3 separate regions of the Homo sapiens genome follow, and regions 1 and 3 are each linked to region 2. The links are chromatin loops, found by intact Hi-C in ENCODE. Cell type or tissue: natural killer cell. All regions are shown on one strand.

What was found. Hi-C counts contacts between places; a loop is a spot of excess contacts. Peaks named below come from ENCODE experiments on the same cell type or tissue, not always from the same donor. Only the 100,000 strongest peaks of a DNase experiment are listed, where the experiment ranks them.
Region 1: a loop joins it to region 2, with 15 times the contacts of the local background. A loop is called at or near these places in 23 of 110 quality-filtered maps.
Region 3: it touches region 2 in a loop (26-fold over the local background); 7 of 110 quality-filtered maps call a loop at or near these places.

What each region holds. Positions count from the first base shown.
Region 1 is chr5:76,334,283-76,342,282 of GRCh38, reverse strand. It overlaps a transcript of SV2C not described here. Among named protein-coding and RNA genes, the nearest start is that of SV2C-AS2, 27 kb to the right of the region's middle. RefSeq lists enhancers at 1,960-2,729, 5,207-5,837, 6,470-7,100 and a silencer at 4,010-4,235. In natural killer cell, a CTCF peak has its summit at 4,149 (motif pointing left); a DNase peak (open chromatin) is centred at 4,172.
Region 2 is chr5:76,579,457-76,587,456 of GRCh38, reverse strand. The region is part of intron 5 of IQGAP2 (IQ motif containing GTPase activating protein 2); the gene reads right to left. Among named protein-coding and RNA genes, the nearest start is that of F2RL2, 40 kb to the left of the region's middle. RefSeq lists an enhancer at 5,141-5,230. In natural killer cell, a CTCF peak has its summit at 3,795 (motif pointing right); a DNase peak (open chromatin) is centred at 3,816; H3K27ac peaks cover 445 bases.
Region 3 is chr5:76,070,065-76,078,064 of GRCh38, reverse strand. It overlaps a transcript of SV2C not described here and the pseudogene SAP18P1. Among named protein-coding and RNA genes, the nearest start is that of SV2C, 9.3 kb to the left of the region's middle. In natural killer cell, CTCF peaks have their summits at 3,186 and 3,390; a DNase peak (open chromatin) is centred at 3,364; H3K27me3 peaks cover 306 bases.

The DNA.
Region 1 (8,000 bases), 250 kb after region 2:
TCTGACAAGATGAATGGCAAAGCCTTGGGTAGCAGGGGAAAGGCAGCCTTGACGAGTTGTGTCAGGTCTGCCAGGCTCTGTACTGTGTACTCACGGCCTGCAGGAGTTGGTAAGGTCCCCGTATATGCATGACCACTTCCCCTTCCTTCTCTCCTTCCTCCTCTTTCTGGCTGCCAGAGGCCCTCCCATGGAGCTGGACATCTGTGCACTGAGAAGGGCCCTGTGCAGGCTGCTTTTGTGGGAAGCAGAATCACAGCAGGGTTTGGGGTATGTGGGTAAGTCACTTGGAGTTGCTGCCGGGGTCACCACAGGCCTAGGTACCTGCTATGCATGCCTATGATAATAGAAGCTAGGAATTATTCGGTCCTGCAAAAAGTCTTGTGAGAGTTAGGCAATGCCAAGGTTCCACCCCCTCCCCACCACCCCATTTCGGCACCCCAAGGGGATCTGGCTCCCATGATCACCACATGCCAATATCCTCATAGTGAAAGGAAGTGTAGATCTGCCTCCAGGAGCAGATGTGAGCCAGTAGTGCTAATCACAGCGGCTATGATTTAGTGAGAATTTGTGTGTCAGGCACATTGCTGAACCTTTTATATACATTTTCTCAATCCTTATAAACCCCAGTGAAATACAAACTATCATCATTTCTAATTCACAGTTGCAGAAATGAATGCTTGGAAAAACTAATTTTTGCTTTCTCAATGCATCACATCACTGCTAAGTGGCCAAGTCAGGACTCAAACCCATATTGTCTGACTGTAAAGCTCAGAGAAATGTTTACTATGAAGCTACTGAGACTTAAGCCCCGGCACCTCCATTTGCATAAGTCCCTTCCCAAGTGCTAAGTGGATCCTAGCAATGTGTTCACATGGTCATATGTGTTTTTGTTGTTGTTTTTTTGTTTCATGTTTCTTGTAGAGATGGATGCTGTTCAGGCTGGTCTTGAACTCCTGGGCTCAAGCAATCCACCTGCCTTGGCCCCCTAGAGTTTTGGGATTACAGGTGTGAGCCACCATGTGTGGCTGGTCATATAATTTTTAAAAATCTGTGGCTGGGCACGGTGGCTCACATCTGTAATCCCAGCACTTTGGGAGGCCGAGGTGGGTGGATCACCTGAGGTCAGGAGTTTGAGACAAGCCTGGCCAACATGGTGAAAACCCGTCTGTACTAAAAATATAAAAATTAGCTAGGCATGGTGGTGGGCACTTGAAATCCCAGCTACTCGGGAGGCTGAGGCAGGAGAATCGCTTGAACCTGGGAGGCAGAAGATGCAGTGAGCCGAGATTGCACTAGTGCACTCCAGCCTGGGCGACAAGAGTGAAACTCCATCTCGGAAAAAAAAAAAAAAAAAAAAATTTTGTAAAACTAGGCCAGGTGCACAGTGACTCATGACTGTAATCCCAGTACTTTGGAAGGCTGAGGCAGGAGGATAGCTGGAGCCTAGGAGTTCGAGACCAGCCTGGACAACATACCAAGACCTCGTCTCTATGAAAAATAATAAAAAATTTTAAAAATTTGCAAAACTAGAAAATTTGCAATCTTAGTAGTTTGTTTCCTTACTCAGTTAAAACTACTGTTTCTTTCCATTCTGCCTTGCTTTTCTCCAATTTCCTCCAGTGTTGGGTGGAGCTGGGCATTTTGCGGATAGGCTAAGAGGAATCTGAGTTGGGATATCTTCAGTTTGAGTTGGTGGGATATATTAGTGTGCCTTGCAGTCCCTTCTGAGATTAAGTTATTGCTAGCTGTCCCACTGCAGGATGACTTCCTGGAATATCCTGCTGCCCACTGTGCCCACATGCCTGTGTCCTGACTTGATGTACAGAACTGTTAACAGAAAGGGATCCCAATCAGACCCCAAGAGAGGGTTCTTGGACCTCACACAAGAATTAGGGGTGAGTCCATGCAGTAAAGTGAAGACAAGTTTATTAGGAAATTAAAGGAATAAAAGAATGACTACTCCATAGGAAGAGCAGCAGCTTGGGCTGCTGGACTAAGGATACGTATAGTTATTTCTTACTTATATGCTAAACAAGGGGTGGATTATTCATTAGTTTTCTGGGAAAGGGGTGGACAATTCCTGTAACTGAGGGTTCCTCCCCCTTTTAGACCATATAGGGTAAATTCTTGATATTGCCATTGCATTTGTAAACTGTCATGGCGCTGGAGGGAGTGTCTTTCTGCATGCTAATGAATTATGATTAGTGTATAATGAGCACTGAGGATGATCAGAGGTCACTTTCCTCACCATCTCGGTTTTGGTGGGTTTTGGCCAGCTACTTTAACTGCAACCTGTTTTATCAGCAAGGTCTTTATGACCTGTATCTTCTGTCAGCCTCCTATCTCATCCTGTGACTTAGAATGCCTTAACCTCCTGGGAATGCAGCCCAATAGGTCTCAGCCTCATTTACCCAGCCCCTATTCAAGATGGAGTTGCTCTGGTTTAAACGCCTCTGACAAAGCCAGACGCTGGACTACAAAACTGAATGTGGCCTGTGTCTTCAGCACAGAGAGTATGTGGGAAGTGGAGGAGAAATGAGAAATCTTTTTTTTCTTTTTTTTTTTTTTTGAGACAGAGTCTCACTCTGTCGCCCAGGCTGGAGTGCAGTGGCACAATCTTGGCTCACTGCAAGCTCCGCCTCCCAGGTTCACGCCATTCTCCTGCCTCATCCTCCTGAGTAGCTGGGACTACAGGTGCCCACCACCACACCCAGTTAATTTTTTGTATTTTTAGTAGAGACAGAGTTTCACCTTGTTAGCCAGGATGGTCTCGATCTCCTGACCTCGTGATCCGCCCGCCTTGGCCTCCCAAAGTGCTGGGATTATAGGCGTGAGCCACCATGCCCATTGAAATGAGAAATCTTAAAAAAAACCAAACAACTATTACTAATCACAACCAGTTTTTATCTTTCTATTCTCTATATAGGCAATGATATCACAAAACTGTTGCCATATGAAAATGAAGAGGCAATCAAAGAATATGCACTGAAAAAATATAGAAAAATAATTTATAGAAATGTGTCAGGCAGTTAATAAAAAGGATTGTTATTTTTCTGGATTTTGTTAAAATTTGTGAATTTATCAGTTTTTTTAAAATGCGTAAATTGTGAGGACCTCTTTTCTCATTCTAGTTACTTTTACGTTAATTTTGTGTTTGTAATTTTGTATTATTTTTCTTAAAGAGGACCCGTCTTCCCAAACCTTGAGGTGACCCTGCTCAAACTCATGCTCTTAGCAATGGTGACACAGTGTCTGCCTCGGAAGCTTCCAGTCCTCAGTTTGGAAAGAGAAATGCCCAAGCCTGAGGGTACTTTAGAAAGTACTGTAAGCCGGGAGCGGTGGCTCACACCTGTCATCTCAGCACTTGGGAGGCCGAGGCGGTTGGATCACCTGAGGTCAGGAGTTCAAGACCAGCCTGACCAACATGGTGAAACCCCATCTCAACAAAAATATAAAAATTAGCCAAGCATAATGGCAGGTGCCTGTAATCCCAGCTACTCGGGAGGCTGAGGTGGGAGAATCGCTTGAACCCAGGAGGTGGAGGTTGCAGTGAGCCAAGATCGTGTCTTTGCACTCCAGCCTGGGTGACAGAGTGAGAATCTGTCTCAAAAAAAAAAAAAAAAGAAAAAGAAAAAGAAAAAGAAAATACTATGGTTGTCTTCTACTGAAGGTGGGAGGCTGAAGAGGGGGCAATAGCACAGCAAAGCCCCTCAGAGAGGGTTAGCAGCAGCAGACTGCAGTGGGGGTGGGATATGTCCAATGTTTGCAAAGAGCAAAAGGGGTGGGGCAACTTATACATCACTTAGCCCTTTGTAATGTATGGTGGCTTTCCTTATAGCCCCACCCAAACCTGAATTTGCTGATGCAGTTTCCTTGGAAATCTCAGTCCAAAGGGCATTTTTGGTGCCACCTTGAAGGTGAGGAAGCAGATGTTAGGGAGTGGAGCTGCTTCAGGTGCTGTCTGTTCAGCCTCCCTGAGAGCTCTGGAGTAGAGGAGGCAGAAATATGGCTGAAGGCAGGTGACTGCTGGTGCACTTGGAGTCAAGGTTGGAGCTTATCCTGTCCTATCTACTTCATTCTGGCCCCAGGGAGTTCCAGTGGCTGCAGGGCAGGAGCCTGGCTTTCCTTCAAGAATGTGTCTCCTTTTGTGGTTTTCATTTCTCCACCTGGTGTCTGGACTGCAAATTACAGGAGAGGATGATGCATTTGCTCTCCCCACCGAACAAAGGGATTGCAGTAGCAGTAGGTGGCATGGTCTTATCCAACTCCAGGCATGCTGCTGCCCCTGGCTCCCCTTGGAGCCACCAGGGCTCAAGCTGGTCACTGTCTTGGAGGAAGCTTCCCCTGGGGACAGGCTCACAGAGAAGGCTGCTTTGTTCAGAGGCTGTGGTGTAGGGAGAGGAAGGATGTGCCTACTGACTCCAAGTTTTTTTTTAAATTACTGTGCAGAGAGAGCACATTCTCATCTGGAATTCTAATAAATGGAGAGACAGAGGGAGGCAAATAACCACAGTTCTCAGAGTAGCCTAGCCAGGCTGCCCTGAGGTCTCCCCCAGAATTATCTGTTTCTGGCTTATGAGTGCAGGACCCTTGTTCCTCAGCCTGTCTTTATCATCCCCTCTGAATGAACAGCATGCACAGGTGTGAATGCATGCACACAGCCCATGCTACCTGCCCATCAGACCATAGGCACATTCCATTCCCTTCTATAACAATATATACACAGCAAACTTCTATACACAGTATACAGTATACATACATAATCAAATAGGTAGTATTTGGGACAATGCTGAATTGGGCTGAATTGTCTTCTTCCCAAATTCGTATGTTGAAGTCCCAACCCCGCAGTGCCTCAGAATGTGATTGAGTTTGGAGATAGGGTCTTTAAGGAGGTATTCGAGTTGAAAAGAAGTCATTAGTATAGGTACTGGATGGGGTTGGACTACCTCCTAATCCAGCATGACTGGTTTCCTTATAAGAAAGGGAAATTAGGACACAGATATGTAAAGAGGGAAGACTATCTGAAGACACAGAGAGAAGATGGCCATGCACAAGCCAAGGAGAGAGTCCTGAGAAAAACCCAACCCTCCCTGACACTTGGATCTCAGACTTCTGGTCTCCAGATCTGTAAGAAAAGAAATTTGGTTGCTTAAGCCACCCAGTCTGTGGTATTTTGTTACAGCAGCCCTAGCAAACAATACAGATAATGATAGCAACTTCATTGCATCAGATATCAACAAGCAGGAAAAGGTATACCTCAAGACTTATGTTGCCTTGTTTTAACACACTGATTATTAGGAATTTCACATTTGGGGCTTTGGAGCCACTGGTCCATGCCAGGCCTGTTGTTTCCTTCAGAACTCGCAATGACTTTTGCTAAAGTTATCTGCACCCCAGCATCCTCTGGTGAATTCCTGTACTTGCCATCATCCCTGATACACTAGGGGTTTTGAAGCCTGTGGACTTTTCTTTTCTCCCTCATTCAACAGCCTGATCATGAAGCAGGAAAGAAAGGAAAATGTGTGCCACGCCTGACTGGTTTTTGTGTTTTTTTGGTGGAGACGGGGTTTCGCTGTGTTGGCCGGGCTGGTCTCCAGCTCCTAACTGCGAGTGGTCCGCCGGCCTCGGCCTCCAGTGGTGCCGGGATTGCGGACGGAGTCTGGTTCACTTGGTGCTCGGTGGTGCCCAGGCTGGAGTGCAGTGGCGTGGTCTCGGCTCACTGCGGCCTCCACCTCCCAGCCGCCTGCCTTGGCCTCCCGGGGTGCCGAGATTGCAGCCTCTGCCTGGCCGCCACCCCATCTGGGAAGTGGGGAGCGTCTCTGCCTGGCCGCCCATCGTCTGGGACGTGGGGAGCCCCTCTGCCTGGCTGCCCAGTCTGGAGGGTGAGGAGCGTCTCTGCCAGGCCGCCATCCCATCTAGGAAGTGAGGAGCGCCTCTTCCCAGCCGCCATCCCCTCTGGGAGGTGAGGAGCGTCTCTGCCCGGCCGCCCCGTCTGAGAGGTGGGGAGACCCTCCGCCTGGCAGCCGCCCCATATGAGAAGTGAGGAGCCCCTCCGCCCGGCAGCCACCCCGTCTGGGAAGTGAGGAGCGTCTCTGCCCGGCAGCCACCCCATCCGGGAGGGAGGTGGGGGTCAGCCCCCGCCAGGCCAGCCGCCCCGTCCGGGAGGGAGGTGGGGGGGGTCAGACCCCCGCCCGGCCAGCCGCCCCGTCCGGGAGGGAGGTGGGGGGGTCAGCCCCCCGCCCGGCTAGCCGCCCCCTCCGGGAGGTGAGGGGCGCCTCTGCCCGGCCGCCCCTACTGGGAAGTGAGGAGCCCCTCTGCCCAGCCACCACCCTGTCTGGGAGGTGTACCCAACAGCTCATTGAGAACGGGCCATGATGACAATGGCAGTTTTGTGGAATAGAAAGGGGGGAAAGGCCGAGAAAGGATTGAGAAATCGGATGGTTGCCATGTCTGTGTAGAAAGAGGTAGACACGGGAGACTTTTCATTTTGTTCTGTACTAAGAAAAATTCTTCTGCCTTGTGATCCTGTTGATCTGTGACCCTACCCCCAACCCTGTGCTCTCTGAAACATGTGCTGTGTCCACTCAGGGTTAAATGGATTAAGGGTGGTGCAAGATGTGCTTTGTTAAACAGATGCTTGAAGGCAGCATGCTCGTTAAGAGTCATCACCACTCCCTAATCTCAAGCACCCAGGGACACAAACACTGCGGAGGGCCGCAGGGTCCTCTGCCTAGGAAAACCAGAGACCTTTGTTCACTTGTTTATCTGCTGACCTTCCCTCCACTATTGTCCTATGACCCTGCCAAATCCCCCTCTGTGAGAAACACCCAAGAATGATCAATAAAAAAAAAAAAAAAAAAAAAAAAAAGGAAAATGTGTGACTGTAGCTTTTCTTAAATAAGGAATAGGGCCTACATCTGGAGGAGTGGAAAGCTGGACAAAGGGTTAAGATCTATATAGAGCGATGGGCTGGGTATCAGAAAAGGGGGAAAGAAATTGCTACAGCAAAGAAGGAGGATCTAGCTGGGGGAGAGAACCTGGAAGAAGTGAGAGCTGGTTCCAAGAGAAGGAACAGCCTGCAGAGGGGTGTGAATGCACAACTAGTAGGATAGCACTAGCCAGTAGCACTTTTGGTGATGATGGGATATTCTATGTTTTCAGTGTTCAATATGGTAGCCTCTGGTCACATGTGGCAATCAAGCATCTGAAATGTGGCTAAGTGTAACTAAGGAACTGAATTCTTGGTTTTAGTTAAGTTTAAATATAAATAGCTACATGTGGCTATCATATTAGACAGCATGGTTCTAGAGCTCAGACACAGCCCACTGTTGCTTGCTTACCCAGCAGTTACCTGCCTTTTTCCTTGCTTACAAACCCCCCATTTTGTTCAGGCAGTCAGGAGCCATGTGCTTCAGGAGAGACTGGGCCCCTTACAGCTATAGGGGGAGAGGTGACTCTTGATTAGTCTAAGCCAGTTATGGTAATTATGTTCCTCTTGCTCGTGATTGGTTTAGGAGTTGGCAGATGATGCAAATCCAGCCAATGAGACATAATGGGGAGTCTGCTGGAGGATTCCGAGAATGTTCTCCTTGATCTTAAAAAGGGGTCAAAAAGAGGGACTAGTTCTCCTTCTGGCGCTTAGATGTGTGAAGATGTGATGCTTAGAGTTGCAGCCACCATCTCATGCCCATAGGGGGACAAAAGCCAGTATGATGAGGATGGCTGATCTAAAAGATGGAAAAAGAATCTGGGTCTCCAATGATGTTATCAAGCCACATCAGAACCAACCTTGGGATGGCCCCATCCTCTTTGTTAGTAAAGACAGTTTATTAGGAAATTAAAGGAATAAAAGAATAAAAGAAGACTTGTGTCTTCTGTTAAATGCAGTCACGGGAACTCTTTTGGGGATAGCAAATATGTGGCATTTAAGTCTGTTTCTGCCTCCAATGTGAATTCCCTAAAGTATAGCACTTTTTCTCATTGTTCTTAAACCACTGTTC
Region 2 (8,000 bases):
TTTCTTAAGCAAGTGCTGAGCATTTAGATTGTTATTAATTAATAACTATGGCAAATAATGCTTAATAAACCTACTTACATATAGACACAGACACATCTTTGTGCATATTTCGTATTTGTTACAATAAAGCCATGAAAACAAAATTGCCAGCTTGAAAGGGTACACACACAATAAAAGTTTTCAATGTTTACTGTCCAAATGTGATCTTAAAAAGAGATTATGCTCATTTATTCTTTATGAGTAAAGGGTTAAAAAACACCCTTTTTCCTTTTATATGAGAATTTGACCTTTGGTTAACTTTCTAGCTCTGTTCTCTTAGGAACCTATACTGTCAACAGTGTTATAAGCATCATTGCTTAGGAAAAAATAACCCAATTGATAAATTGTATCTTGAGAGAAAAAACCATAAATACCTAATAGGTACCATATCTTTGGGCCTTCCTGGGTTCAATGACTTTTATAACTGGTATGTTCTTTGCAGAGAACTGGGAAGCTATGCAGTACAGCTGTTACTATAGATATTGGCTCCTGGGGGCACGAGGCTTACAAGCCAGGAAGGCTCAAACCCACTTCTTAGCAGCAAAGTTGTATCTTGGGGTACCAAGAATGGTGGCTTCCAGATGGTTGTATGGACAACTAAGTGGAGTGTCACGCAGGCTCCCACTGAAGAGCAACACCTGCCAGCATGCTGGCTATCCCAGCTACCTCTCTTCTGAGCAACAGGTGCCAGATGTGGCTTATGACAGGTGGGTCAATCTGAATATTTAGCTAAACCTAAGAACCCCGATGGGCATGGCCCACTAGACCACGAATACATCTGAATGCCATTTTCTTTGTCCCCTTATCACCACAGGATATTATCAATAAAGTCTTTCAAGGGACTAGCAACTGATAGCAACAAGATGTTATTTAAATTTGTATTTCCTTATGGTGGTTGGGAGGGTAAATATTTTTTCATACATGCATTGGCCATTCATATGTCTTCCACGAAATGCCTATTAATGAATGTTCGAATTTTAAAGAATTTTTAGGGGAAGAATTTGCCTCTTATTTTCCTGCTTTTCCTTTAAAACCATAGCAAAGGACAAAGAACATTTTTTTTTTTTTTACCATATGTGTAACATTAGTTTTAATACTAAATTTCAATGTGATATTTATATCTTATCCACAGAGGAAAAAGTTTTATATTAGACTTTGAACATTCTTCAAAGTGAAATAGCCATTATGTATTCATAATCCCAAACTAGCAAGAGAGGATACATTCCTTAGTTAAAGTTCTAGGTCTTTAGACATTATCATGGATATAAAACTGTTTACTTTACACAGCCTCTGAAGACTTTACTACCAAAGGTTCATGCCAACAAGTCATTATAATTAAAGCTAGATCATTAAGATACCATGCTGACATTTTCAAAACCATAATATTTTATGAACCAATTCTCAACTCATTATTACATAGGGAAAAAATTCCAGTTAAAAGGGTGCTCATATTACTTGGAACAATGAAATGTCAACCTCTTCACTTGCTCCTTTCTAGTAATGGGAACGACAAAATTAAACAGAATTTAACAGGCAAGATAAACTGCAAAAGAATTTGGGGGGTGAATGGAGATCAAGCCATCATTTAAGAAATGAGAATACATAGCTGGGGGCGGTGGCTCACGACTGTAATCCTAGCACTTTGGGAGGCCGAGGCAGGCAAATCACCTGAGGTTGAGAGCTCAAGACCAGCCTGACCAACATGGAGAAACCCTGTCTCTACTAAAAATACAAAATTAGCTGGGCATGGTGGCACATGCCTGTAACCCCAACTACTCGGGAGGCTGAGGCAGGAGAATCGCTTGAACCCAGGAGGTGGAGGTTTGTGGTGAGCTGAATTTGCACCATTGCATTCCAGCCTGGGCAGCAAGAGTGAAAGTCCACCTCAAAAAAAAAAAGAAAAAAAGAAAAAAAGAAATGAGAATAGATGAACAAATAATCAAAAATGTATAATTGTATCACTTCAATTTCTTTCATACTACCTGATTTGCACTTTCCTCCTCTTTTTACAAATTCAAAAATATACCTAATTTACAAAGAAAACTATAAAAAAAGTGAAATTTAGAAAATGTTATACAGTAAAATGTAAGCAGACATCCATAAAATGTCTTCAAGCAACAAATTTTATACTTATTTCAAGTACTTAATGTGCTGCATCTTTAATATATATTACCTATACTAATATCCTGCTGAAGTTTTAATATACTTTTACATTTTTCTATCAAAGCCTAAACTAATTGGTATCTATTATCCTTAGATGCTTCCACCTCTAACTTTCCCACCTGTGGAATATTGAGATAATTTAGAATTTTAGATTCATGCTTTTTTAATTATATCCACCAATAATTTAGATATCTACAAATTTTATTAACTGTTTTTCTGATTTTATCTATACCAAATTTTCCTTCTTAGAGTTTTATCTTTGGTTCTTCTGTGTATAAATGTAAGTGCTCAATAAATATTTGTTGAACATAAATTGAATGAATCATCAATTGCACATATTTTAATATTTTCATTTGTTCCTTGGGTCTTGGTTCTGTTTGGTGAATCTAATGCTTCCTTCAGTGGCAGTTTCCTTCAAATGTCTGACATCTTCTGATCTGGGACTCATCTTAGTGTTTGAGACTTGCTGTTTGTTGGTCATTCACTGCAGATCCGCATGTCAGGAGCCAGCATTAAGAAGCTGTAGAGAGCAATGGAACGGACGCCAGAAGGGAACCAGTGTCTTTCCTTCTCAGACTGGGGACTCTCTGTTCCTTCTTGAGGTCATTAGCTGTCTTGGGTACCGGCATGCTATCCCGCTATCAGCATCTACACTTGCTGCTTTAGGGAAGGGCCATATAGTTCTGCTGGTCCTAGGCTGACGATTGCTCACTTTGAGGCTCTTCTTTTCCTTGCTGTCCCCTTTGCTTGGAGCAAACCTCACGACAGCTCCTACCTCTGCTGCAACCCCCAGCGTTTTGTGGGCTGTGATCTTCTCCCAGTTTGTTTCTCAGTCAATCGAATTCTGTCTGTTTACTTCATGTTAGGGGTTGTTCAAATTTCTGGTTAGTAGATGGCATTTTTATCGCAAATGTATTTTTTAAAAGTTATTACTGTAGTTAATTTCATGTTAGTTTTGGAAAGGGGATAAGACAGCTGTGCTCAATGATCTTGATGCAACTGTTTTCACATTATGCTCTGTTTATCCATTCATTCATTTAATTACTATTTATGGAACAGCTCCTATATAAAAATATTTTTCTCGGCTGGGCACAGTGGCTCACGTCTGTAATCCCAGCACTTTGGGAGGCCAAGGCAGGCGATCATTTGAGGTCAGGAGTTCGAGACCAGCCTGGTCAACATGGTGAAACCCCATCTCTACTAAAAATACAAAAATTATCTGGGCACGGTGGCACACGCCTGTAATCCCAGCTACTAGGGAGGCTGAGGCAGGAGAATTGCTTGAACCAGGGAGACAGACGTTGCAGTGAGCCACGATTGTGCCACTGCACTCCATCCTGGGCAACAGAGCAAGACTCTGTGTCTCAAAAAAAAAAAAAATTTTCTCTACCATGCTATCCCTAAATTAAGGTACTTAGGCTACCACAAAATATAGGTTTGATGATAACATGAAGTAAAATGTTTATACTAAACTGTTAATTTTCCCCTTTGATGATAAAGAAGTTAGATAGCTATTTCCAATTACATTTTTAATTTCTCCATTGTACAATGTAATATTAATATAAATCTTACAATAAACAAACATCCTGGCTTAAGTAAAAGTTACCACAAGGTGGTGCTGAGAAGTTAGCTTTCTGAACATGGAAGAATCTTTGCTTTTAAATTTAAGTCTGATATTTTCTTAAGCTAATATTGATCAGGTAAAGATCTCATTTGCATATATCAAAAAATCTCATTTACTAAAAAATTAAAAAAAATATTGTATAGTTTCTGTTTGGCCTCAATTTTCAACTTTTTTTCTTTTTTTTTAAATCATTGATGTTGAGGTTTAAACTGTTAGCTTTGGAAAGATCACTTTTCATGGTATGGGCGTTTTACACCTAATCTCTGTGTGGGAGGTGCTTCCCAGCTGATTACTCAAACGGGCAAATGTTTATCAGGAAACTGTGTTTACCCAGTATTCCCATGCTGAAAAGAAACAGCAATAGCAAACTTCCTTCCCAAGCATTTAAATTCAAATGAGGCTGCTTATTACCTGAAGTATATAGGAAATCAAGTCTTAATCTAAAAAACAAAAAAGCCCATCGAATAGAAAAAGTGCCAATCTCATGTAGCTCTTCAACAGTTAATTTATTAAGCACCGTTTGGTACCTAACAGCCAAGTCAAAGGGCTGAGAGCATTCCAAAGGAAGTCATGGAATTAATGTCACCTTTGCTTCTCATGTCTAAGAGAGCACTTTTTGTGAGGTAGCAAGCCTCCTACCACACCAAAAGCTACAGCACACCTGTGCAGCTGAGTGAGGCCAGCAACGGAGGGGTTGCCCAGAGGTAGCTACCGACTCATTGACCCATGTGCTCCTACTTGTACAAATAATATCACTTAAAGTCCAGGAAGCAATAAAGAAAGTTTTAAAAAATACCATTTAGTGTATATCATGAAAGTAGTATATAGTAGTAGTAGTAGTAGTAGTTGTTATCTACTGAACCAAATTTTTCCATCTTAGTCACATACATTACTGCCAATATCACATGGCATTAGTTTTTTCTACCACTTTCAAGATAAAACTAGTGGTATTAGTTTTTTCTATACTTTCAGGATATACACTAAAAGGTACTATCGTAATGAAATGCAAACTTAAAAGGCAGGAGCTAAATTTATTTCAGCTTTCTTGGATCACATTATGTGTAGCTCATTTTGTACTATAACATGTGGAATGAATGTTTGTATATCAAAGCCTCATGGTAGAGCAGAAAGACCACAGGACTAGAATCCAGAAGCGCTGAATCCTGGTCCCAAAACTGGTAAAACCTCAGTGTGTGACTAAGAGCAAGTCACGTAACCCAAGCTTTCAGTTCCCTTATCTGTGAAATGAATGACTTAGACTACAATAACTTCCCAAGGCCCTTCCCCTTCTCAAGTTCCATGATTCTTCATTTAAAACATGTTAAATATAATAGCTGAGAGGCCTGTGCTGAAGTTCAAGTCTGATACCAGTGTTCTTTTAATTTTCTTAGAAGTAGGGAAATAATTGACTTCTTTTGAAGCCATTGGCTGGCTGAATTCATAATAGCACAGGTTCAGTTCTCACATATCCTGGTTTTTACTAACTGTGTGACCTTCGGCAGCCTCTCTGTGCCTCAACTGCCTTGGTGATAAAATGGGAGTAATAATAGTGACCACTGCACAGATATGTTATGAAGATAAAATGAGATTATACCAGTACAGTATTTTGTGCAGTGCCAGGCACATAGTTAAAAGCTCCATTTGTGTTAACCTTTGTTCTTACTATTCTTTGTTAAATAAATGTGTCCTTTGTATACAAACACTTATTGATAACCTATCAAAGTGGTTTTCTTACTTTTTCCAATGCCAAGAATCTCTATTTCACCACAGACTCCATGTTTGAAATAGTTTTATTTACTGAACCAAATTTTTCCATCTTAGTCACATATATCACTGCCAATATCATATCAAAATCCAGGGTTCTATACCTAATTTTCAGCCCCAAACCAAAGGAATCCTGAGGTAGCCTTATCATAGAGAAATTAGTTCAATTAAACCTCCTGAAGAGTTAAATATACAAACTCCAGAGACTTTAACTTGGAATCAATAGCACGTAAGCTGTATGAAGTAACAAGATGTGGTTCATAGTCTCTTAAGAGCTCAGAATTTAGGAAGACAGAAAGGCATAACCACCATACTAATTTAGGACAGAAAGAGGAGGAAAGGGAAAGGAATGGTTCAGAGCACAGAGAGAATTCTGAGCAAGGAAGGACTTGAAAGAAATAAGCAGGTGCAACTGCCTCCCTCACCTTACTTCCAAATACTGCCATCTCCAGATATCCCTTCTGAGAACCTAGGATTAGAGCCTGTCCTTTGAGCTAAGAAACTGTCTTTGGAAATCTTATTTATAAATGCAAATATGTTCACTGTTAGAGATATAATCAATCTGATATAAGGGTTCAATCAGTTTCTTAGGGAAGGAAAAGGTTCTAAGGGAACAGAGTGTTAAGACAAGGAAAGTTATGCATTAATGCCTGAGGAGCAGGTTCAAAGGCCACCTGGTAAGCAAGACAGCCACCTGGCTGTGTGGGAGCTGGCTAGACAAACTCTACTCCACAAAGCTCCCAGAGTACCTGGACGGCTGGTGAACCAGAAGTGGGTCTGCCAGAGCCATGGCATCACCATTGCACCTGAAAACATGGCTGCTGCGACACAGCTACAGTATCAGCAGCGGGAAGAGTAATCCTATCACAGAGGAGAGGCAGACATAGCTTCCGTTTGTGGCTGCCCATGTAGAAGAATCTCAATGGTCAAATGAACTAGACAGCAAGAAAAGCAGAATCCAGTAAGCTAATAAGGTTAAACTTGAAAAATTAATATAAACACATGACTTTTAAGAGGAATCCCTAGAGAGTGGTGGTTCCACATCTCAAAGCAGAAATAATCAGGATAGGACTGGAACATCCTGTTGTGACCACGAGCAAGGATATTTCAAAGAATGTCAGGGACGGTGCTAGAAGGACAAGGAAGTGGGCCAGAAAGAGCTCAGACTGACCAAGCTGAAACAATCTGGTTCATCAAAAAGAAAGAGATATTAATCTTGGTTAAGTCTGAGAAAGGCCACAGGTTCAAAACAATAATCAAGAGAATAATATACAGTGTCCAAAAAGGAAGTTGTAATAAAAAAAAGAGATAAATAGCGAATGTGTATTTATATTGACTTTAACAAGTTGGGGAGCATTATTAAAACACAAGTACTTTGTTTCTTCTATATCTGTTTTTTGTTTGTTTGTTTTGTTTTGTTTTGTTTTGTTCTTTGAGACGGAGTCTCGCTCTGTTGCCCAGGCTGGAGTGCAGTGGCGCGATCTTGGCTTATTGTGATCTCCGCCTCCTGGGTCTATTCTCCTGCCTCAGCCTCCCGAGTAGCTGGGACTACAGGCGTGTGCCACCATGCTTTTTTTTTTTTCTTTTAATTGAGATGGAGTCTCCCTCTGTTGCCCAGGCTAGAGTGCAGTGGCACAGTCTCAGCTCACTGCAACCTCCGCCTCCCAGGTTCAAGCGATTCTCCTGCCTCAGCCTCCCGAGTAGCTGTGATTATAGGCACCTGCCACCACACCTGGCTAATTTTTGTATTTTTGGTAGAGATGAGGTTTCACCATCATGGCCAGGCTGATCTTAAACTCCTGACCTCACATGATCTGCCTGCCTCAGCCTCCCAAAGTGCTGGGATTACAGGCATGAGCCACAACACCTGGCCTATATTTGTTTATATATAGATATTTTTATACTATTTATACTACATGAAAGAATAAAGACCAAGAACTTTGAGTAAACTAAATAGTCCCAGAAAACAAAGGAAGTGCCCCAAGATAAGGAAGAACCAAGGAGCATAGGTGGTGACAGAAACACCGGGTAGAAAGAGGGTCCAGCACTGGTGGTCACATCCACTAACTAAGTGGAGGCAGGACTAGAAACATGATCTGAGATGATAAATCAGCCCAAAAGCCTAAGGATCACTGGGTACAGTCAATCCCTTGTCTCCCAGGGGATGAAAACCTCTAGAAAGCCCAACTAATTAAAAAAAAAATATTTAAAAGGCATACATAAGCTTTTAATAATGTTAATGGATCAGGCCAATACATCATTATGACAGGACAATGGATTATACAATGCTGGTCAAGTGAGACTTAAGAAAGTAAATTATTTCAGGGTAATGGGGAAGGGGGGCAGGGGTGGGGACCAGATTGTAAATAAAGACCTACCTGAAAGCCGGGTACTTAAATGCGGTCTGATT
Region 3 (8,000 bases), 510 kb after region 2:
TAGCATGCTCAGACCTCCAGGTCACTCTACAACTTTCCTGATTGACTCCTAAGTTGATGTCACTTCCTGAACACTAATCCTGCCTTAATCCTTGGCAATTTAGTATACACACAGGTATTCATTCCAACCAGTACAATCCTTGGACCTGGGCAAACAAGGGGTTGGTCTCCATGCTCCATATATTAAACAACTCTAAAGTTTAAGAGGCCACCTCTCTGGTGGCCAGGTTCTATTGGTGGGGTCCTTTAAGCCTACACCCAGATCCACATGGACCCTATCCCTGTTTCTCCCCTTCAGTGTGCTCTTCAGCTTTCCTCTGACTCCAAAACTCATTGTAGTCTTGACCAAATGCCCCAAGGAGCTGCAGAGCTCCCACTTATGAAGTCAGCCATGGACATGTGGACAGGTCCTGGTTCTAGGAAGGCAGTTTGGCAAGTGGATTGCTCTTGTGGCTGGTGCCCCCATTTCCTTTCCAAAATTGTGGAAGATCAGCAACCAGAACCAGAAGGGTGCTGCCACACTGAGTTTGGGTAACTCACATTGTTTCCATAGACACCCCTGTCTCCTACCTTCCTACTCGCCCTCTTATTTTATGTTTTTAAAAATTAGTTTGTTTGAATCAAGATCCAAATAAGGTCTACCATACATTGCAATTGGTTGATATGTCTCTTAAATCTCTATTTATCTATTGGTTCATCCTTCCTTTCTTTTCCCTTCAGAATTTACTATGGATGAAGAAACCATATGTCCTGTAGAGCTCTCCACAGTCTGGATTTTACTGATTTCGTTCCCGTTATGCTATTTAACATGCTCTGCTGCTCCCTGTATTTCCTGCAATCCAGAAAATAGATCGAGAGGCTTATCAGAGGCAGGTTTTGTTTTTTTTTAAATGAAACTACTACATATGTGTCGTTTAATTAGGAGGCATATACTAATTGTCACTTTTGTGATGTTAGCAGTTGTTGATGATTATTGCTACTTATCCACTATTTCATTTGGGTTTTGCTAAATGGTAAAATTCTAATGAATACTTCTTAAACAGCCATCCTCCTATCCTTTTACGAGATGTTTGATAGTAATATGATGGGGTAGGTTTTCGTTGCCTTTTTAACGTGAGGGGGATACAAGACAAAACCTAGGACCTGCCCAAGTTATTGAATCTAATAGTGAGGCACAGCCCACCCTCCATTACAAGCAACCTGAAGGTTTACACTTTCAGTGTAAGGGAAACCAGAGATCAATGCTCCCTACCTCTACCAATATAGGGGACTGCTGAAAATGTTGCCTTGATGCTTAGTAAAGCAAGAGAATGTGGCTATGCAGTAGAGGTAGAATATGCTTACCTGAGAAATTTCAACTGAATACAAGTCATAGAGCTCTCTAGCACCAAATTCTCAACAAACTATGAATTCAGTTTAATATTGGGTTGGTAATTTCCCAGATCCCTGATAGAAAGAAATGCAAATCCTATGTGGAGGAGCCCTCCCTCATCCTGGACTTCAAAAAAAAATCACATAAATAAATGAAAGTTAGAAAATAATGAAGCACATAAAATAACAACACACAAGGAAGCATGATAACATGAAGTAGCACCAGCAGATATAACAAAAGAAACTTCAATCTTTTCCTGAAGAAAGACTTCTTTAGTTAAACTTCAATAGTTAGAACTATTGGTCATAATTTTCACTGTACTTGAAGAAAAATATGTGCAGGCAATAGGAAACTATAAGGAATAACCAATCATATTTAAAAAGGCACCAGATCAATCTTCTATCCAACTCTGCTGGTTGCCCTACCAACATCCAGTCCAGCTTCCATACACATATGATACTTTATGCTTACCTCAGAGAATCCTGATTTTATTTAGGGATTTACCTTTTCAAAAACTACACACATATATTTAACAATACAGTTTTATACAGAATGCTAAGAGCACTTTTCATATTTTACAGCAGGGCTTGAAACAATATGGACCTTCTATTAATGCTCATTCCATAGCACAACCAAATATAACTCCTACATAGATGCATTACAGTGTGTTTAGAGTTTAAAGGCTCAATGGAAATAAGATGAAAAAGACTATATAAGGAATTTTACATAACTAATTGGAAAATAAATGCAAAAAATAGTAAATAAAATTTAATATGGTCTCATGTGCCCTGAGAGAAGTGGTGCCTGGTTTGGAGGAGTAATTGCTATGTGCAAATAATCTATTTGGAACTGCTGCCACTTTAGGGTTATTCATCATTCACCCCTTTTCTACCAGACATGACACTTCCAGTTTCCTTTACTTGATAGCAATGTCTTTTAAGATCCATAAAACAACTGCAAAATTGAAGTTTGTGCCCTTCTTTCTAGCTTCTGGGTAGACTTCTTTTACTAATCTAGTCAGTTAATTCAAGGTTGCATCCATCTAAGTGTGGATCTGCCACTCACTGGACCACAGGACAGCTTGGACATGTCTTCTCTTGGTTGGTGGGCATCTCCAGATCTTTGTTAATTTCTTCCAGTGCAACGCATGACTCCACTGCCATCTTCTTCTGACAAGCTCTCGAGATTCTTGCCCAGAGCTCCGACCCCCTCAGCAAACTGAGATCTACCACTTTTCACATGACCTTTAGGGAGTGGGCTTTAGGGAATGGGCTCATTACATTCTAATTGGTCCAAATCAGTCATGATAATTCCTCTCTCCCTTTCAGTTATTGGTTTGGGCATGGATTTGTAACACAATTCTGCTCAATGACATTTGCAGGGAAGATTTCTAGACAGCTTTTGGGAAAGCTTTCCTTACTCCCGAAAATATAAATGCAGCAAAGAAGTCCCATTTGTGTCTTTAGACATTATTTGCTTGAATGTGACATATAGAACTTTGCAAATATCCTGGAATCATGGAGGGGAGGGAGCCTGATGACATAACACATGAAGGATGTAAGAGTCAAGTGAATTTCAGAGAAGTGGTGCCAGAACCCTGGTGTGCCATGTCTGGAACAGCCCTACCTCTGTTGTGTAGTAATACATTTCCTCTTTTTTATTTTTTAGAGCCACTTTAAGTTAGAGACTTTTGCTCACAGCTGAAAGCATCCTTATACTCTCTCCAGCCCTAAAAGAGCACCTGGCACACAGTAGATACTCCACAAATGTCTACTGATTTGAGTTGAGCTGTGTTTCAAGTTTATTTCTGTTGGGAAAACAAGATGGATGTCTCCATCTGTTGTATTCCAAGGTTCTAGCACAGTTACTACATCATAGAATGTGTTTGACAAATAATTGCCTAAAGTCAGAATGGCTTCAGTATCTTAACAAGCAAAAGGGAAGAAGCTGCCCCAGGCAGGGTCAGAGAAAGAAACTCGGAAGAGGTCTCTAGCCTCCTCTGGTGGCTCAAAGGGGAAGGCAGTGTGTCACTTAGAAGTGTGTGGTAGGGTAGAGATGAGAAAGGAAGATGAAAATGCCCACAAGAGATACTTTTTTCTGAAAGAGGCAGATTTTGATGTCTGGAAAACATTCTTGTTAAGAAGGAGAGAGATGAACTAAAGGAAACTCTAGGCCATTCAGGGCCGTACCCTGAGTTTGCTTTATAGGCCAATAACTGAATCTCTCTATGTTGTTTGTTCCTATATTATCTGCACATCTAGGATAAGGTAGTTTTTGTCACTCAGAAAATGTCTCGCCTCAGTAAATGTGGCATCTGGTAAGATGCAAGGAAGGGGGATGTTCCTCATGTCTCAGTCCCAGGAAGAAGAGCTACCATTACCTGAATGGTGGCTGAGAAGAGTGGAACCGCATCACACAGCATTGTGGGGTCCCAGGGATTGGTTTGGAGACTCCAAAAAGAAGTACAGCTTCCCAGAAGAAGCACAATTTACCTGCTTTAAATCACTCCATGATTACACAGTGATTTAAAGTGCAAACTCCTTTGCCTGTTCGTGTGTCTCAAATCAATGCCCACCAGAGAGCCAGAGCCTTCACTGCAGAGGAAGTTCTGAATGACACAGGCCAGGATGGTTTGACCCATCTCTGCCCTTGGCCACCCCAGTGCTTGCACAGTAGGTCTGTGAACCCTCAACCAATGAGGGATGAGAAGACATGGATATTCTGGGCTAATTGGCATACCCCACAGACTCATCAAGTTTCTCTACTTCTTTTTTTAAAATTAATTTATTTTTTATTTCAATAGGTTTTTAGGGGGCAGGTGGTGTTTTGTTACATGAATAAGTTCTTTAGTGGTGATTTCTGAGATGTTGGTGCACCCATCACGCGAGCAGTGTGCATTGTACCCAATGTGTAGTCTTTTATCTCTCACCGCCCTTCCACCCTTTTGCCTGAGTCCTTAAAGTCCATTGTATCATTCTTATGCCTTTGCATACTCATAGCTTACCTTCCACTTATGAGTAACAACATATGATGTTTGGTTTTCCATTCCTGAGTTACTTCACTTAGAATAATAGTCTCCATTTACATCTAGGTTGCTGTGAATGACATTATTTCATTCCTTTTTATGGTTGAGTAGTATTCCATGGTGTATATATATATATATATATATATATATATATATATATATATACACACACATACATACCACATTTTCTTTATTCACTCATTGATTGATGGGCATTTGGGCTGGATCCATATTTTGCAATTGCGAATTGTGATGCTCTAAACATGCATACAGCCAATTAATCTTCGACAAAGCAAACAAATACATAAAATTGGGAAAGGACATGCTTTTCAAAAAATGATGCTGGGATAATTGGCAAGCCATATATAGAAGAATAAAACTGGATCTTCATCTCTCACCTTATATAAAAATCAACTCAAGATGGATCAAAGACTTAAATCTAAGACCTGAAACCATACAAATTCTAGAAGATAACATTGGAAAAACCATTCTAGACATTGGCTTAAGCAAAGATTTCATGACCAAGAAACCGAGCACAAATGCAACAAAAACAAAGATAAATAGATGGGACTTAAACTATAAAGCTTCTGCAAAGCAAAAGAAATAATCAGCAGAATTGATAGCCCACGGAGTGGGAGACAATCTTCACAATCTATACATTTGACAAAGGACTAATATCCAGAATCTACAAAGAACTCAAACAAATCAGTAAGAAAAAAATTCCAACAGAAAGTGGGCTAAGGACATGAATAGACAATTTTCCAAAGAAGACATACAAATAACCAACAAGCATATGGATAAATGCTCAACATCACTAATTATCAGGGAAATGCAAATCAAAACCACAATGAAATACCACCTTACTTCTGCAAGAATGGCCATAATCAGAATCAAAATAATAGACGTTGGTCTGGATGTGGTGAAAAGGGAACACTTTTATACCATTGGTGGGAATGTAAACTAGTACAATCACTATGGAAAAAATGTGGAGATTTCTTAAAGAACTAATAGTAGAACTACTATTTGATCCAGCAATCCCACTCCTGGGTATCTACCCAGAGAAAAAGAAGTTTCTCTACTCCTGTGTAAAGTTAATCAAGCTATACCCACCACCTGAGATACCAAATACCACCTTCTCTACTGTAATTCTGCAGCCATTAGGGAAAAGCATCCTGCCCAGCTTCACACTTGTTAGCTCTTAGGGTCAACTGCATATATGGCTCTCATTACTTACCAGTTTCATTATAAATAATTCCATTTCATTTCCTGTAGTACAACAGCTTTTTGAGGGCAAGGACATCACATTTTCTACAATATTAAATCCCACAAACTCTCCAACACAATGCTTTTCATATGAAAGGTGCTAAACACATTTTGAATAATTGTTCACACATTTAATTAATTTTTCACATTTTTTCTTGAACTTTGTTTTCCAAAATAAGGATTATCAAGAGTTTTTCTATATAAGGAACTCATGGCTTTAAATTCTGCAGTGCCTTCTTTGGAGGGGTAATGGCATAACAATATCTGGAGAAACCTGCATATCTATAGTTTTTTTAAAATTTAGTTAAAAAAACAAACAAACATGTGCCCCTTTTCTGACAAGGGTAATCTCTTTGAATTTTTTCTCTCTCCTTTTCGTTCAGTGATTTCTCCTGCTGCTCTAAGCTCTGGAGCAAGTGTTGTGGATCCTCTGTATCCAGATGATTTATAGCTCAACTCTGAATATTCCCGTAGGTCTTCCCCATTCTCACTGCTAGAATTTCTTTTTAACATTCTACTATAGGTCTATTAATGCATTGAGTTCTATTAAATTATTTTCCTGCTCAAGGGAAAATTATCATCTTCATGTTCAGAATTTGTCTTGTATAATCTTCCTGCTCCAAATTAGTGTTCTAACACTCAGCTTTTCTATTTTAATAATAGACATGCTGATTTCCCTACATGATCTAGCTATTAAAAATGCATGTAGTAAGCTCTCAGGAAGTTAGGTTCACTTCTATTTTTAGCATGATCTAAAGGTATTGGTGCTGACCAACTTTTGGGTCACAAATGGCTTTTTGAGAAGCAGCAACACAATGAGTGTTAATGATGGAAACATTCGGTATTAATAGTCTGTCTAATTGGTTTTCCCTTTCTCTACACTTAGACTACAGCTCTTCCCTGATAATAAAGATATTTTTAAAACTATCTCTTCACTCAACTCCCAGTCCCAAGTTTGGTTTCTGGGTACTCTATTAGCCATTTCCTGCATGACAGTGCATCCTATACCAACATTAAATCTCCCATAATGCAATTTGTGCCCACTTTTATATGCATCGGCAGCTCAGAACTGCAGGTTCTTTTATAACTCCTGCTCGGTGCGTCTTCTCCACATACTTTCCAGAGATTCTCTGCAAATCACACTTTTATGACTGACATAAAGTCAAATCAAGCTTATCCTAGGTTATTGTCAATTCCAAGGGAAGGAGAAGGAAGCCCCATTTTGGCATTAGGTCTAAGCTATAGTTTACTAAAAGCTCTGTGTTTGAGGACTGTGGAGCACTTGCCTGCTCTCTCAAAAAACCTAGGAAAGAAGCGTCTACCCTTTTTCCACCTCCTTCTCATTCATCCCACGGGAGGTGGAGTCACATCACTAATGGGTACCCTAAAAGTATGGTGGGTTCCATCTTGTCCCTCTGCCTCACTGCCTCAGATATCACCTTAAGGCTGTGCAACTCCTGCATCCAGAAGAGGTAACTCATCTCCGAAGACTTCCTGAAAATGGAGGCATAGGGAGTCCTTGGAAGAAGAGAAGCTGGTATAGGATTTCCATCAAAGAGATCTCAAAACACATTTCTCCAAACTGTCCCAGAGGGAATGCAGAAGTAGCATAGTGGATAGAAGATATTCCAGATCATCACTTCTCAGAATGCTCAGTGAAGAGATTTCCTTGATAGGTAAGACCAGAAGAGCATAGAGCGCAGTGTTCATGAACTACCAAAAGATGGCTAGAACTTGACATGCAGGCTTGACATTTTGGTACCATATCATTTTTATGGCCACCTTCTACATACCACCCTTCCCAAAGAAGACAAAGTCCAGACAGTGTTCAAAGATAAGTGGGAATGAGCAGTGCTCTTAGAGGTGATTGTGCTGAGACCTCAGAGTCCCAGAGAAGGCAGAGCTATGTATTCTTACTTACAAAGCATGTCCAGATTTACCTCAGGGGAGAAGAAGAGACTGAAGTGCCACTGAAAATTGCTATCTTCTTCCTTACAGAGTGCCTTAACCTTGGGGACAGTAGAAACCTGCCTGATAGAACAAGGCCTGGGCAGGAGACAACCACAGTTGTCTCTGTGGTGCGAGATTTCCTGTTACCTGGAAACACATGCACATAAACAGGACACTTGATGAGGCTCTTTAGAGTAAAAGGAGCAAATGGAAAGAACTCTGCTTGGATCATGGGCAGGTGGGCAGTGGAAATCTGATGAGGGTTCAGGTTGGTGAAATCCCCCAGGAACTGTCTCCTCTCCAGGATGAGAGAAGCCTAGCATCCTGGGTGTGGGCTGGGGCCCTGGAGACCTGGGCTGTTCTCAGGTGTGGGGCAGGACTGGACTCCAAG